Regions from separate parts of the Homo sapiens genome. Here region 2 is linked to region 1. A link is a contact called in ENCODE Hi-C or POLR2A ChIA-PET data. All regions are on one chromosome and are shown on one strand. The core of a region is the stretch at or near the end of the contact, and the rest is flanking DNA. Distances in the headings are between cores, read along the strand shown.

Region 1 (6,501 bases), core at 1,271-3,770:
CTGAGAGGAATCTGTGGGGTGGCTGGGGAGAGATGGCCATTTAAAATAGAATGGTAAGAGAACAAAGACTTCACTGAATAATGACTTAAAAACCTTAAGGAAAGGAACATGCCATAAGGCTGTTAAGTGCGAAGCGCGTTTCAGATAGAGGGAAGAGCACATGCAAAACCCCAAACCAAGAGTGTGCTTAACAGAATAATAAAGAGATCAGGTTAGCTTAAGCAACAGCAGTCAGGGGATGGAGCAGATGAGATTGGGGCCTCTACCAATTAAGCAGAACCTTAGAGATGATTGTAAGAACTTCAGTGTTTACTGCATGTACATACTCCAAACAAAACATGATTTTTCTTAATTTTTACTTGCTAGGAGAAGGCTATTACTTATTTCCTGAGGATTTTGTTCTTTCTCCTTGCCCTCCCTAAGCAGGAAACTGTAAGGATTCTCTCTGTAAACAACAGTTTGCACAGGAGTATCAAGGAGACGGTCATTCATTCTTTCCTTTTTACTAAAGACATATACCATACATACTGACATGCCAACAGTTCCTTTTCAGTTTGGTGAGCAAGTATGATGGACTCCTGAAAACATAATTCTACATCATACATTTTATATTTCATTTGGGCAGTCTCTTGCTCCTCTCTCCCGGAAACTAAAAAGTTGTACAATGGTGTATTATTAAAATACTGTATACCTAGGTAGATATGATATTCTGAAAAGTTAACATAATTATGTAAAAGCATTTGATTCAAATGTGAAAATTATTTTCCAATCTTAGTTTGACTGAATAATCTTAAAATGACTTTCACAGTAAACAAATGTAAGCAAAGCAACAGTTGAAATTCTCATTTATAATCGCTGGTTTATTTCTTACTTGGCCAATAAGTTATTCTTTTAAAAGGAGCTTTACAAAAACGTATTTTAAAAAGTATAGACCTAGTACTTCCCTTTGTCATGGAAAGGGAGCAAAGCAAAACTCTCCACTATTCTTAGCATATTAAGGTATTTCACCCCCACACTGAGATTGGTACATTCTAACTGAAAGCTTAAAAACAACTAGAAAAAAAAAACAAAAACTAAGCAAGAACTTCCCATTAATTTACTATTCTTGCTCACTTTTCAGAAAGCAAAAATGAAGTTACAACAAAACACTCCAAAAGAGTTATAAAAGAAAAGCTTGAAGGCAGTTGTAGAAATTTACCTTTAAAAAAAAAATCAGTCACTACTGTAACAGCTAATGTGTCACAATTTTTTACTTTAAAAATGCTGTACTGTTGCCAATATATTTTTAAAAATTATACAGCCAGGAAGGTCAAACCGTGCCTTGTTATCACTAATAACCAGCTACGGCTATCTGAAAAGCTTGGGAAAAAGGTTTTGCTCGTTAGATGGGTTCAAGGTTACTGAATGAGATAATGTTGCCAATTTCACCTCCTTCCTCTGAAATCTAAACGAGTTGGGATCGCAGTCACAACTTCCCCACTACAGCGGACTTTCATGAAACTTAAAGGAAAAGTGACCTCACCTCAGGTCTCTTTTGACCTCTGTGTGTCAAACACTAAATTCATTTTTTAAAGAGAAGCAAAATCCTTGCTTAAAAAGGCTAAAAGACTTCCAGTGTTTGGATTTAACGTTCTTCAATCTACTCAGCCTCCGAACACCCTTCCAACCCGACGTACCCGACCGCGCAGAGTTATGACGGGAGAAGGCAGGAACACGCAGAGCGTCGCTCCAAGTTTACCCCTGAGGAGTCAGAAAGCCCTAACGAACAGCCGGTTAAGACTACGGGTGGGGGCTGCACACTTCCCTGTGTCTCGAGCCCTACTGCCTTCCTACACCTTGCCCCGCCGGAGAAAGCGGGGACTCCTGCGGCGCCTGGTCCCTGAAAAGTCGAGCATGTGCCTGACAGCTCCCGGCAACCCTGGCCTGGCTTACCTTGAGGACCGGGGTCAGGTACTCAGCCACTTCCAGTGCCTTTCCCTTCACAGTATTAATCACATTCTGCATCCTGGGGCCGGAGTAGCGGCCGGCCCCGCGACGGGATGGAAAGTGCAGCCGTGTCAGGGGCCAGGGAGTCAGAAAATGTCCTCGCTGCCACCGACTCGCATCAGCACCCGGCTGGCAGCACCCGAGGGGACGGGACGCGACGCGACGGGACGGGCGGGACGAGGGGGCGGGGCGGCAGGCACAGCGCGCGAAGACGGGGTGCGCGATCCTCGCACCCCAGGCAGCCCGCGACGGACCGGACCCAGCTGTCACCCAGCCGCGAGGGAGGGCAGCGGGGCCGAAGGGAGACCTGAGGTGAGAAGCGGACGCACACGCACCCCTCGCCCTCTGCGAGCTGTCTGTCCTCGCTTTGCTTCACTCGCGCCCCTTCCGGCTTCCCTTCCTTCTCACTCTCTTGCCGTAGCTGCGCCGCCACCGGGGCCTCACGTGACACTAGACTCTCCCGGCACGTGACGTGAGAAAGGGGCCGGGCTGGGGCGGGATAAGCCGCTTCTCCCCTCCTTCCGGAAGCGTAACACTGAACGTGCCTGCGCAATGGGTGTCGGGTCCGCTTTTTCCCAATCCGGACGTAATCGTGGTTTTTGTTCTGCAATAGGCGGCTTAGAGGGAGGGGCTTTTTCGCCTATACCTACTGTAGCTTCTCCACGTATGGACCCTAAAGGCTACTGCTGCTACTACGGGGCTAGACAGTTACTGTCTCAGCTCTAGGATGTGCGTTCTTCCACTAGAAGCTCTTCTGAGGGAGGTAACCGCGCCCCGCGGGCAAGGAATTGCGCCTGCGTCTGAGGGGAGGGTGCGCCAGTGAAGAGCCCTACTGCGCATGTGTGACTAGAAGGGTAGTCCCTGACTGTGAAGGGAAATCTGGCCCCCTCCTGTCGGGGAGGCGTCCTGTAGGCGTGCGCCCAATGGGGCTGTCAGTATTGGCATTTCTCCCCACTCCCCGCAGGCTCTATGCGCTATTCCTACAGTACGCTGGGAGGCTTTGGGCAAGTTACTTACCCAACCTGGGGTTTAGTGTCCTCAGCCTATCAAAAGAGGGCCTTAGATTCATTGATTTCTACGATCTCCTCCATTTCAAACACTAACTAGTTCAGTAAAACTTTACAGCAGTGTTTCAGATATTTCCATTTTGGTCGTTATTGTAATGAAGTCTGTCCTAATAAGCTTTTTCCTCCGAGGGAAAAGAGGAGGAAAATACAATTCTGAAAGCCTTATCTTACAGCAAAATTATTTACTAATAAGAGTAAAAGCGAGGCCGGGCGCGGTGGCTCACGCCTGTAATCCCAGCACTTTGGGAGGCAGAGGCGGGCGGATCACAGTCAGGAGTTCGAGACCAGCCTGGCCAACATAGTGAAACCCCGTCTCTACTAAAAATACAAAAATTAGCCGGGCGTGGTGGCGGGCGCTTGTAGTCCCAGCTATTCTGGAGGCTGACGCAGGAGAATCGCTTGAGTCCGGTAGGTAGGGGTTGCAGTGAGCCAAGACCGCGCCGTTGCACTCCAGCCTGGGTGACAGAGCGAGACTCCGTCTCAAAATACATAAATAAATAAAATTTAAAAATAAAATTCAAAATTGCTTTGAAGAATTCTTTTCTGCTGTTGCAAAGTGTCATTTGCTCACCTGCTACCTTTGTCAGCAGGTCTAATCTGGTTCTACGTTTTCTGTCTCCAGAGTACTCCCTCTTATCAGATTTTCACTTTCCTTTTGTCATAGTTTCTTTATGCCTCAACTTTCTTGGTGCTGATATAGTCATAGCCAAAATTTTTTAAAAATTCCTTTTTTGTCCTCACGATCAATGGTATTTGCGTTTAGGGTCTGCCAACAAGGTCGTTCATGAAAGTGTTTTTCTCTTTAAGGTAATTAAAAAACAGTGGAATGGAAAAACAGTGCTGTAGTCATCCTGTAATATGCTCCTTGTCAACAATGTATACATTCCTGCTAGGTGCCATATTCATTGCTTTAAGCTCAAGTCGCATCTTACTAGTGAAGTATTCTGCCAATGAAGGTAAGTTAAGACTTGGTATATGCATGGAGCACTTCCATCTAATCACACATCTCTCTCTTGCCTTTGGTTCTGTTATATATAACATGGAAATAATAATGCCTTTTGCTTCATGTGAGTGATAAAGCATATTTAAATTTGATTATTTAACCTTGCATTCCTCAACAAGAAAAAATGTTTGATAATGGATGAAATGTGAGTCAATCAGATACAAAAATCAAACCCTTTGGTGAAGAACCAGTCGTAACATTTGACTGTTAATTCAATCAACAGGTGTTTCTGGACCTATAGCAAAATGTGTAATTGCGCCTTATTTTGAAGTAGAAGGATATATTTGTTTGGTCACTTGGCATTTGTGAGGTACTTACTATTGTAATTATTGTATCAATGGTAAGGTGTCAGCATTATATTGTGCGGTCATATTGTATCAACAGTATAAATTATAAGCTTTGATAAGTATGTATTTAAGAAATCTTTTTTTATGTAGGGATTTAAGCAAACACTTTAATTCCACAAAACTGTATTGAGTACTTCTTACTAGTTATTGAGTGAAGGGGTGGGTTGCCCCTCCACATCTGTGGGTGTTTCTCGTTAGGTGGAACGAGAGACTTGGAAAAGAAAGGGACATAGACAAAGTATAGAGAAAGAAAAAAGGGGGCCCAGGGGACCGGCGCTCAGCACACGGAGGATCTCTGCCAGCCTCTGAGTTCCATTAGTATTTATTGATCATTATTGGGTGTTTCTCGGAGAGTGGGATGTGGCAGGATCATAGGATAGTAGTGGAGAGAGGGTCAACAGGTAAACACGTGAACAAAGGTCTCTGCATCATAAACAAGGTAAAGAATTAAGTGCTTTGCTTTAGATATGTATACACATAAACATTTCAATGCCTTAAAGAGCAGTATTGTTGCCCGCATGTCCCACCTCCAGCCCTAAGGCGGTTTTCCCCTATCTCAGTAGATGGAATATACAATCGGGTTTTACTCCGAGACATTCCATTGCCCAGGGACGAGCAGGAGACAGATGCCTTCCTCTTGTCTCAACTGCAAAGAGGCGTTCCTTCCTCTTTTACTAATCCTCCTCAGCACAGACCCTTTACAGGTGTCGGGCTGGGGGACGGTCAGGTCTTTCCCTTCCCACGAGGCCATATTTCAGACTATCACATGGGGAGAAACCTTGGACAATACCTGGCTTTCCTAGGCAGAGGTCGCTGCGGCTTTCCACAGTGTTTTGTGTCCCTGCGTACTTGAGATTAGGGAGTGGTGATGACTCTTAACGAGCATGCTGCCTTCAAGCATTTGTTTAACAAAGCACATCTTGCACAGCCCTTAATCCATTTAACCCTGAGTTGACACAGCACCTGTTTCAGGGAGCACAGGGTTGGGGGTAAGGTTACAGATTGCAGAACAAAATGGAGTCTCCTATGTCTACTTCTTTCTACACAGACACAGTAACAATCTGATCTCTCTTTTCCCCACAATTGAGGACACATACAATCATGATATGACCTTTAATGGTCTACTACTTGGAGAGTCAGATGTGTACCCAAGTCTCTACTGCAGTTAACATTTACCTGCCAGGCACTAGGCTAAGTATTAGCAGCAGGTTCAAAGTGCATAAGATATAGACCTTGTCCTCAAGACTTAGTTTATTAGGAGAGACATGAATGTAAACACATCATGAAAATCCATTATAATAACTGCAATAATTGATATATCCTGAAGATGCAGAGATTGTCTAGAGGATAAAGTTATATATTCTGTTTGGTAGGGGATGATGTGGAGTTCAAATGGATCAGAGAACACTTCGCTGATTAGAAGTCAGTTGATCCACTAGAAGTCAAGGTGAACAAGGGGATTCAAAACAGAGGCAACAGCCTGTAAAAGGGAACAGAGGCATAAAAAAGCAGGATATGTTGTGAGAATATGTAGTTTGAAATTACCAAGCAAAAAGTTTAAGGACTCGTAGCCAGGCACAGTGGCTCATGCTGTAATCCCAGCACTTTAGGAGGCCAAGGCCGGCGGATCACTTGAGGTCAGGAATTTGAGACCAGGCTGGCCAACATGGTGAAACCCATCTCTACTAGAAATACAAAAAATTAGCTGGGTTTGTTGGCGTGTGCCTGTAATCCCAGCTATGAGGGAGACTGAAGCAGGAGAATGAACCCGGGAGGCAGAGATTGCAGTGAGCCGAGATCATGCCACTGCACTCCAGCCTGGGCAACAGAGCAAAACTGTCTCAAGAAAAAAGAAAAAAAAAAGTTTAAGGACTCAGAAGAAAGAGAAGGAGTGGTTGGCTGGAGAGAGGTTGGTAAGTCTCAGATTTTTAAGGACTTCATATTCCATGGTAAGGAGCTGGGACCTTAGTCTCTAGGCCAGTCTGAGGGATAAGGGATACTTGAAGGATTATAAATAGGAGAGTAAAATGAGGGACTGTTATGGTAGCTGGATGGCAGTGGAAAAGACAGGAAGCTCAATAGCCAGTTAAGGGGTTAT
Region 2 (6,501 bases), core at 2,108-4,607, 2.6 Mb after region 1:
AGAATAATTAGGCAAAATTTTTAATTAGAAAAAATAGCAAGTATTTTGATCCTGAATACATTTTTAAAATATATTGTTGCCTTTCTTGTTTCTGTATTGAATATTTTTTAAGTTAAAGTTGAATTTTAAAAGTTGTAAAACTTTTAAATTCAGTTTCAGATTCAAGTATAGACTTAAAGAGAAGGATCAAAGTTGTAAGATGTAATTTAAGAATATTGCTAAATAAAATACTTCCGAGGTAACCTGCCTTTGATTTATCTTTTCTATTAAAGATTAATACCTTGAAATGTCAAAATAGCATAGACTTGAGAAAAATTTAAGCCTTGTAGAGTTACTCTGTATACTTACCTATAACAAGCCTCTAGTGTGCTGGCAGAATGCAGTGTGCAGATGAAGGCTGAGAGATAATATCCCACCTCTTCTGCTTCAGCTTCCCAGAGTGGGTGTGGCTAGTGGAGGGGAGTTCATACAACTGACAATATGCTTGCCCAATATTTTCTGGCTAACCCTCATTTCTCACAATGACTCTTTGTAGGCTTTTTTGTTGTTGTTGTTTTTCATTTCACCTCCAGGTATGATTTTTATTTTTGCAAAGAACTGAGGGATGAAAAGTTTTGCCAGCAGATATTTGGTGTTGTGAACACGTAGAAGTGGTCTAAGGAAGTTACTGGCCTAGTCTCTGCTCTAGTGGAGGTAAGTCAAATGCTGGAGAAAATAATAGATTAGTTAAACTATTCTGTTCTTTCTGCTGTCAAGGAAGCCATCTTGTAGGACATCCCACACCTGAAAGAAAGAATTCAGCTGTAATTTTTGAAAATAGCACATAACAAATACATTTTGGTATAATTTTAAAATTGATTTTAGAGAGAATTTTGGGACTGCTGTCAATCCAATTTATGTTCTTCCTGAGGATCTCAATGTGTTAGATGTCTGTGTTAGCTTCCTGGAGAAGATAGATATTTCTGCTGTTAAGGAGCTAATAGTCTCACTAGATAGGAAGACAGGCATACAACATGCAACAAAAGACACAATAGAGCATGTAATCAATGGCTGTTTTGTTAGTTATTTTAATTTCCAGCCATGGACTTACTGGGGGTTTTTATTAGAATTCATTTAGCGATAAGAGAGATGGGATGTCATGGAGCTCCAGGGTAAAAGTTCATGCCACACATGAATAGGAAGATAGGAGCTGGAGTCTTGTTCTGGATTCAAGGGAGCTTGAAGGATCCCTGCACCAGTGGTCTACCATTGACATACTGTGGCTACTCTCTGAGGTTACTTTTCTCTCTGTCTTCTACCCCTTACTCCTGTTCTAGAGCTCAAGTTCAAATTTCTGAGACTAAATCTGTTTGACATAGCTAATTATTCAAATCTCATTTAGGCTGAGCTTTCTCACCCAGCCACTGGCTAATGGGTGAATTAGCTGGTGTTGTGTCAGGTGACTGTTCCTGACTTCCTTATCTGTGGCCAGGGGTGTTTCTTAGAATTGGGGATGGGGGAGTGTGATCTCTGATGAAGGACACAACTCCCTTGGGATGCCCCTTCCACAGTGCTGTGTGTTAGTGTGTGGCAGGGTCCCATAACCAACACAAAAATTGCAGTAAGCATGTAGCTAGTAAATTCTCTGGGAGATCAAAGAACAAAGTATTTGATGTGGAATTGATAACCTAATGAGACTCCATGTCAAGGAAGGATTGGCACCATGTCCTGAATGATCAACAATAATCTAACTTAAAAGAGTAGGGAGGAGAGAATCTAATATAAAAGTATTGGCCTGGATAATAACTACAAGCAGGCCTTATCTTTACCCATTTTTTAATATAACTTTAAAAAATCTGACTGGGAGCCCAAAAACGCTCATAGCATTTAATTAGTCTGATTAGCACTAATTTTCTGGTTCTGGAGGTGAGGCCAGGAGCAGTTTTTTTCTCACCACTGAGTGGGTCTTTACACAAAGATATGTCTCAGGGTAGAGATTAATATAAGCTGACTTTTGGCCACTTCCTGCCTCACAGTAATTAGACAGGAAGCTTCCTAGCAAAGAGACAGAGTTAAGAAATACAGTTTCTTACCACTCCAGGAAAGGTACATATTAATTCCCTTTGCTTCTGCATCCACTGGTAGAAGCCATATTTGCCAACAGCTTTGCACTTCCATAGTATGGTTATTCTAAGCACCTAGGTGGAAACCAAGTTCTCTTACTGGACAGAACTCTTGTATTGGGCTACCTCATAAGTTGATAGCCACAGTAGAAGGTTGCTGTTGGATCAGATGCTGATTCCTGACTCAGTCAATGGTATGAAGGAGTGTGATTCTGTGGTTCACAGCAAGGAGAAGCTGTGGCAGTGTGGTAATTTGCATTAATGGAGTTATTTACTCATTCTGTATCTGTGCCATTTGCCATGGGACTTTGCATTCCTCCTGCTGAAGAGGCAGAATATATTTTCTCATTATTTGATTAAATTTTGTGCTTGGTCACGTGACTTATTTTGGCCAAAAGAATGACACATGCCAGAGTCTCAGTGAAGAGGACTTGTGTGTTTCTTCTTATCTTTGTGCATTTCTGCCATTGCCAAAGGAAAAACAGGCCTGTACCAGCTTTCTGGGCCAGAAAAGAATGAGAGACGTATAGGGTATACATAAGTGTTTCAGCTGGATCACCCCTATGGGCCCACCCTAGATCAGCTAACCTCTAGTGAACCAACTGATGTATGGGCTCAATAAATACCACTGAGATTTAGGGGTCCTTTGTCACATAGCAAGAGTTAACTGACATAGGCAGATTTGCTCAAAATGAGTCTGTAGATTTGTTAGCTTTAACCAGAATGGGGATGTGGCCATAACAAGCCCTCAAGCTGCCAGACTTCACTCCAGCAAACAGGTGACTTCCTTAAAGCCCAAGACAGACTGTAAACAACCCACAAGACTCATCAAACCAAAACCTCTGATGAAGATGGTATCTTCTTACGTAAGTACACATACAAAAATTTCAATCCCTGTTGCTCTAGACTCTGAGTTTAGCTGATAAATCCAATGAAATAGAAAACCAGGGGTTAAAACCACAAGGAAAGGAGCCCAAGCATCTATTAGAAGGGCAAGTCTATTTACTGGTAGCCGAGACCTTCTAATGTGTTTCCATGATATCAGGCAGCACTCATGGAAAGCTGTGGAAAATGTAGGACAACATGTCTATTTGACAGAATCAGGAAATACACACAGAGTATAAGGTATGACCTAGGTCAAAACCCAGAATCCAAGATCAGGACTCCTTTTGGGGAAGAATCTTGGCCTTATGAGGTTGGTTGGAAATGTCAGTGTAGCTGTTATAGTTTCCTGGAGTAGGTTTAGACTACACAGAGACTTTCATTCTTTCACAGGAAATGAACGGTCACCACGAAGATGCTTAGGGCATTTGTAAGGATGACAGCCACTTTTGTGATTTGCCTATCACAAGCTGTTCAATTTTGGCTTAATTTTATGTAAATAGCACTTTCTCTCGGCACTCTATGGATCACATGTTTGCAAGGAAAAGAGAGGAGTACACATAAAGCTCCTTGAGATATAGAATGAGATTTTCCCAGACATAAAGTATAGCTCAGACCTACAAAAGTGTATAATACCTAGTGGTATAAAGAACACTGTACAACATTTTTTCTCTGTCCTCCATGTGTTTACCCTGTGGTTGAAGAGTTAAATTCTCATATAAAAACAATTATATAAGTATGGGAAAAATATTGACCTACTGAGGAACTTTATAGCAAAGTCTTATTCTATTAAGAATTTTAAGATAATATTTAGCGTAATGGAAATAAGGTTCTTACAACAGAGTTTATTTTTTTCCTCCTTGTACATTGGTAAACAAATATACCAGACAGAGTAAGCAATGTTATAGTCTGGGACAAATTATATTATTGATTCTTTAAAAGACTTTTAATTTATGAGAAGGTTATGGCAGTCTAATCAAATAAATGGAAATTCATGTAGGTATGAGTCAAATAATCAAACATTATTATTCTTACTCTATTATACTTTTATGACCATAAATGCAATTTTATTTCAAAATATTAAACTTGTGATAGTATAGGAAGGACTTCATCCTTAAGATGTTGGAGCTGAAAATTTTAGGCCTTAAGAACTAATCCTGATATTTATGAAATGGATAAGTTTTCTTGGTTTTTATACTGATAATATATGTGGTATAATGTACAACTACAGAAGTGCCCCTACTTGAGACATATAAATAACAACAAATACTACTATAATAACCACCTTGAAATGAGTTTTTAATTGCTTTGATGACTATAGTAGCAATTCCCAAAATATGCTAGCTCTGTTTACTTTCAATTTTATTCGGCATATGGGCGTAGGAAAGCATTAGCATTTTCCAATTCCAAGGATGAATGTGTTTAATGTTAAAATAACTCAGAACAGTTTTATGTTTTTCATCATGAAGTTCAAGTAAGAAATATAAATACAGAAACTTGGGTCTGCTGCTATTCTGCCTATAAATTTGGTCAATCTGGTGAGGACGTGACCATAGAGAGCTTATGGATCAACTATTTGGGCTTCCTTTTACTACCAACTAAAACACATGATGCAAAATTATTTCCATCAATAGGACAACTATTTGAAAACATTCATACTGTGTAGACATGTTTTTAACCTCAATTTTTTCCCATCAATTCTGAATATATTTTTCGTGGGGGCTGGAGGTTGTAGTGATTGGTGCCATACCTAATAGTGGGGTATCAAAAAGTGACGGAGATTTGGGCTTGAGTCTCAGTCAACACAGTCAGCTTGCAAGAAATATAACTATTAATCACATTTATCAACTGAACTTAATTTTGATTGTGAGACCCCATTCTGCTGAGTGTTGGAAACTCAATCATTTTGGAGTTACAGCTGTGTTCTCCCAGTGCAGGTCCAGTGACCATGAGACTTGTAAAATGCCAAGATATGGGGAATGGGGATGGAGGAAGAATTTGGCATAGGTTGTCATGTGTCAGCCCTGGCATCTTCAGAGACAGCTTTTGTCTCATCTGATCTTTAGTTGTCTATCAGCACAAAACACTTCTGAGTTTCTATTTTTCCTGACAATTAGATTCTTTCAAGTTTTCTCCATAAACTTATTCCAGTGCCCATCTCAGATATTGTGTTTATTTGTGTTATTCTTGCATCATGCACTCTCAGGAAACTTGACAAGTTTAGTTGAACTCTTCATTTTCATGCTTTGCTTAGGCATTGTATTAGTTCATTTTCACACTGCTATAAAGATACTACCCAAGACTGGGTAATTTATAAAGAAAAGAGGTTTAATTGACTCACAGTTCTGCATGGCAGGTGAAGCCTCAGGAAACTTACAATCATTGTAGAAGGTGAAGGGGAAGCAAAGACTTTCTTCATGTGGCGGCAAGAAAGAGAGAGCCAGCAACAGCAGGGAAAACTGCTTTATAAAACCATAAGATCTCATAAGAACTCATTCACTATCACAAGAACAGCACAGGGGAAACCGTCCCATGATCCAATCACCTCCCGCCTGATTCCTCTCTCTACACATGGGGATTATGAGGATTACAATTCAAGATGAGATTTGTGTGCAGACACAAAGACTAACCACATCAGGTGTGTTAGAATTAACCTACTGCTCCTATATAATACTGTAACTGACATAAGGGAGAATTCTGAAAAAGCCTCAGGCCAATCTCTTTAGACATACCATGTGACCATTCCAACTCCAGGTTTCATTTGCATGCCCATCCTCATCCAGGCTAAGCAGGTCTCTTCAACAAACATTAGCTAATACCTGATAGTATGGAATTACACTTCAGTGTCTGATAGAGCCCTAAGAACGCTGAGAAACAGATAGTATCTTTTAGCACTTAGAGCTTGGACTAGGTCTTAAGGGAGAGGATTCCCTAAGGAAGTACTAAGTGAAAGTGACTTAAGGGTGGGATAACAGGAGCAAAGAAATGGAGGCGGAAACAATGAGACATGGATGTGACAGTTAGTTTAAAATCAATGAGAACACTGATTTGGTTATAAAGTTGGGTTCATGATGGGGAATCGTGGAAAGTAAGGTTGACCACGTAGTGTGAGCCACTTTACAGTAAATTTGTTAGGGCCAGAGCTGTGTTTCTTTTATAATAATGAGTTTTTTCTCCCACTTTTGACTGAGAACAATTTCAGGAAAGTGGAGAACAGAGAAGGCCAGTCCTAAAATATACAATTATGTACAGAAATTTTGATTTTAGTATAGTCAATATTGCTTCTTTTCCACCTTTCCTTCATAATAAATTTTAATGAAGATGGATGGGTTTCCAGCTCTCCGGTGAACTTGTGATTCTTGTGAGATAACCTTGCATGGGTCTCTGGAATAAAAGTCTGTAAGGAGAAGGCCACAACCTAGCTCATTAATAAACTCCAGCCTGAATCATCCAGTCCAGGTGTGGAAGAACCAGTTGTTGCAAACTGTTTTCAAAACAAAGCAGAGTAGACACTTAC

The links. A loop is a pair of places that touch in the nucleus more often than their neighbours do. ChIA-PET counts read pairs that join two places held with the same protein, here RNA polymerase II (POLR2A). Pooled maps may share reads with other maps.
Region 2: a loop to region 1 is called in a pooled map, with 2.5 times the contacts of the local background. The contact joins the enhancer-like site here to the promoter of SLC35A5 in region 1. A Hi-C loop is called at or near these places in 1 of 168 maps with a recorded cell type or tissue (CD8-positive, alpha-beta T cell) and 1 of 50 pooled maps. POLR2A ChIA-PET finds 5 or more read pairs at or near these places in 1 of 52 experiments (naive thymus-derived CD8-positive, alpha-beta T cell).

What each region holds. Positions count from the first base shown.
Region 1 is chr3:112,559,525-112,566,025 of GRCh38, forward strand. SLC35A5 (solute carrier family 35 member A5) reads left to right here and starts at 2,521. Exons shown (of 7, transcript NM_017945.5): 1 at 2,521-2,749; 2 at 3,861-4,009. The coding sequence starts at 3,880. ATG3 (autophagy related 3) reads right to left here and starts at 2,438. Exons shown (of 12, transcript NM_022488.5): 1 at 1,933-2,438. The coding sequence starts at 2,004. RefSeq lists enhancers at 1,200-2,009, 2,010-2,819, 4,440-5,249, 5,250-6,059.
Region 2 is chr3:115,162,539-115,169,039 of GRCh38, forward strand. No RefSeq gene overlaps it. Among named protein-coding and RNA genes, the nearest start is that of ZBTB20, 19 kb to the left of the region's middle. Within about 2 kb of position 3,358, at least 3 of the 41 ENCODE cell types and tissues checked have a DNase peak (open chromatin) inside an H3K27ac peak, as active enhancers do; they include CD8-positive, alpha-beta T cell, where a contact is called at or near this core.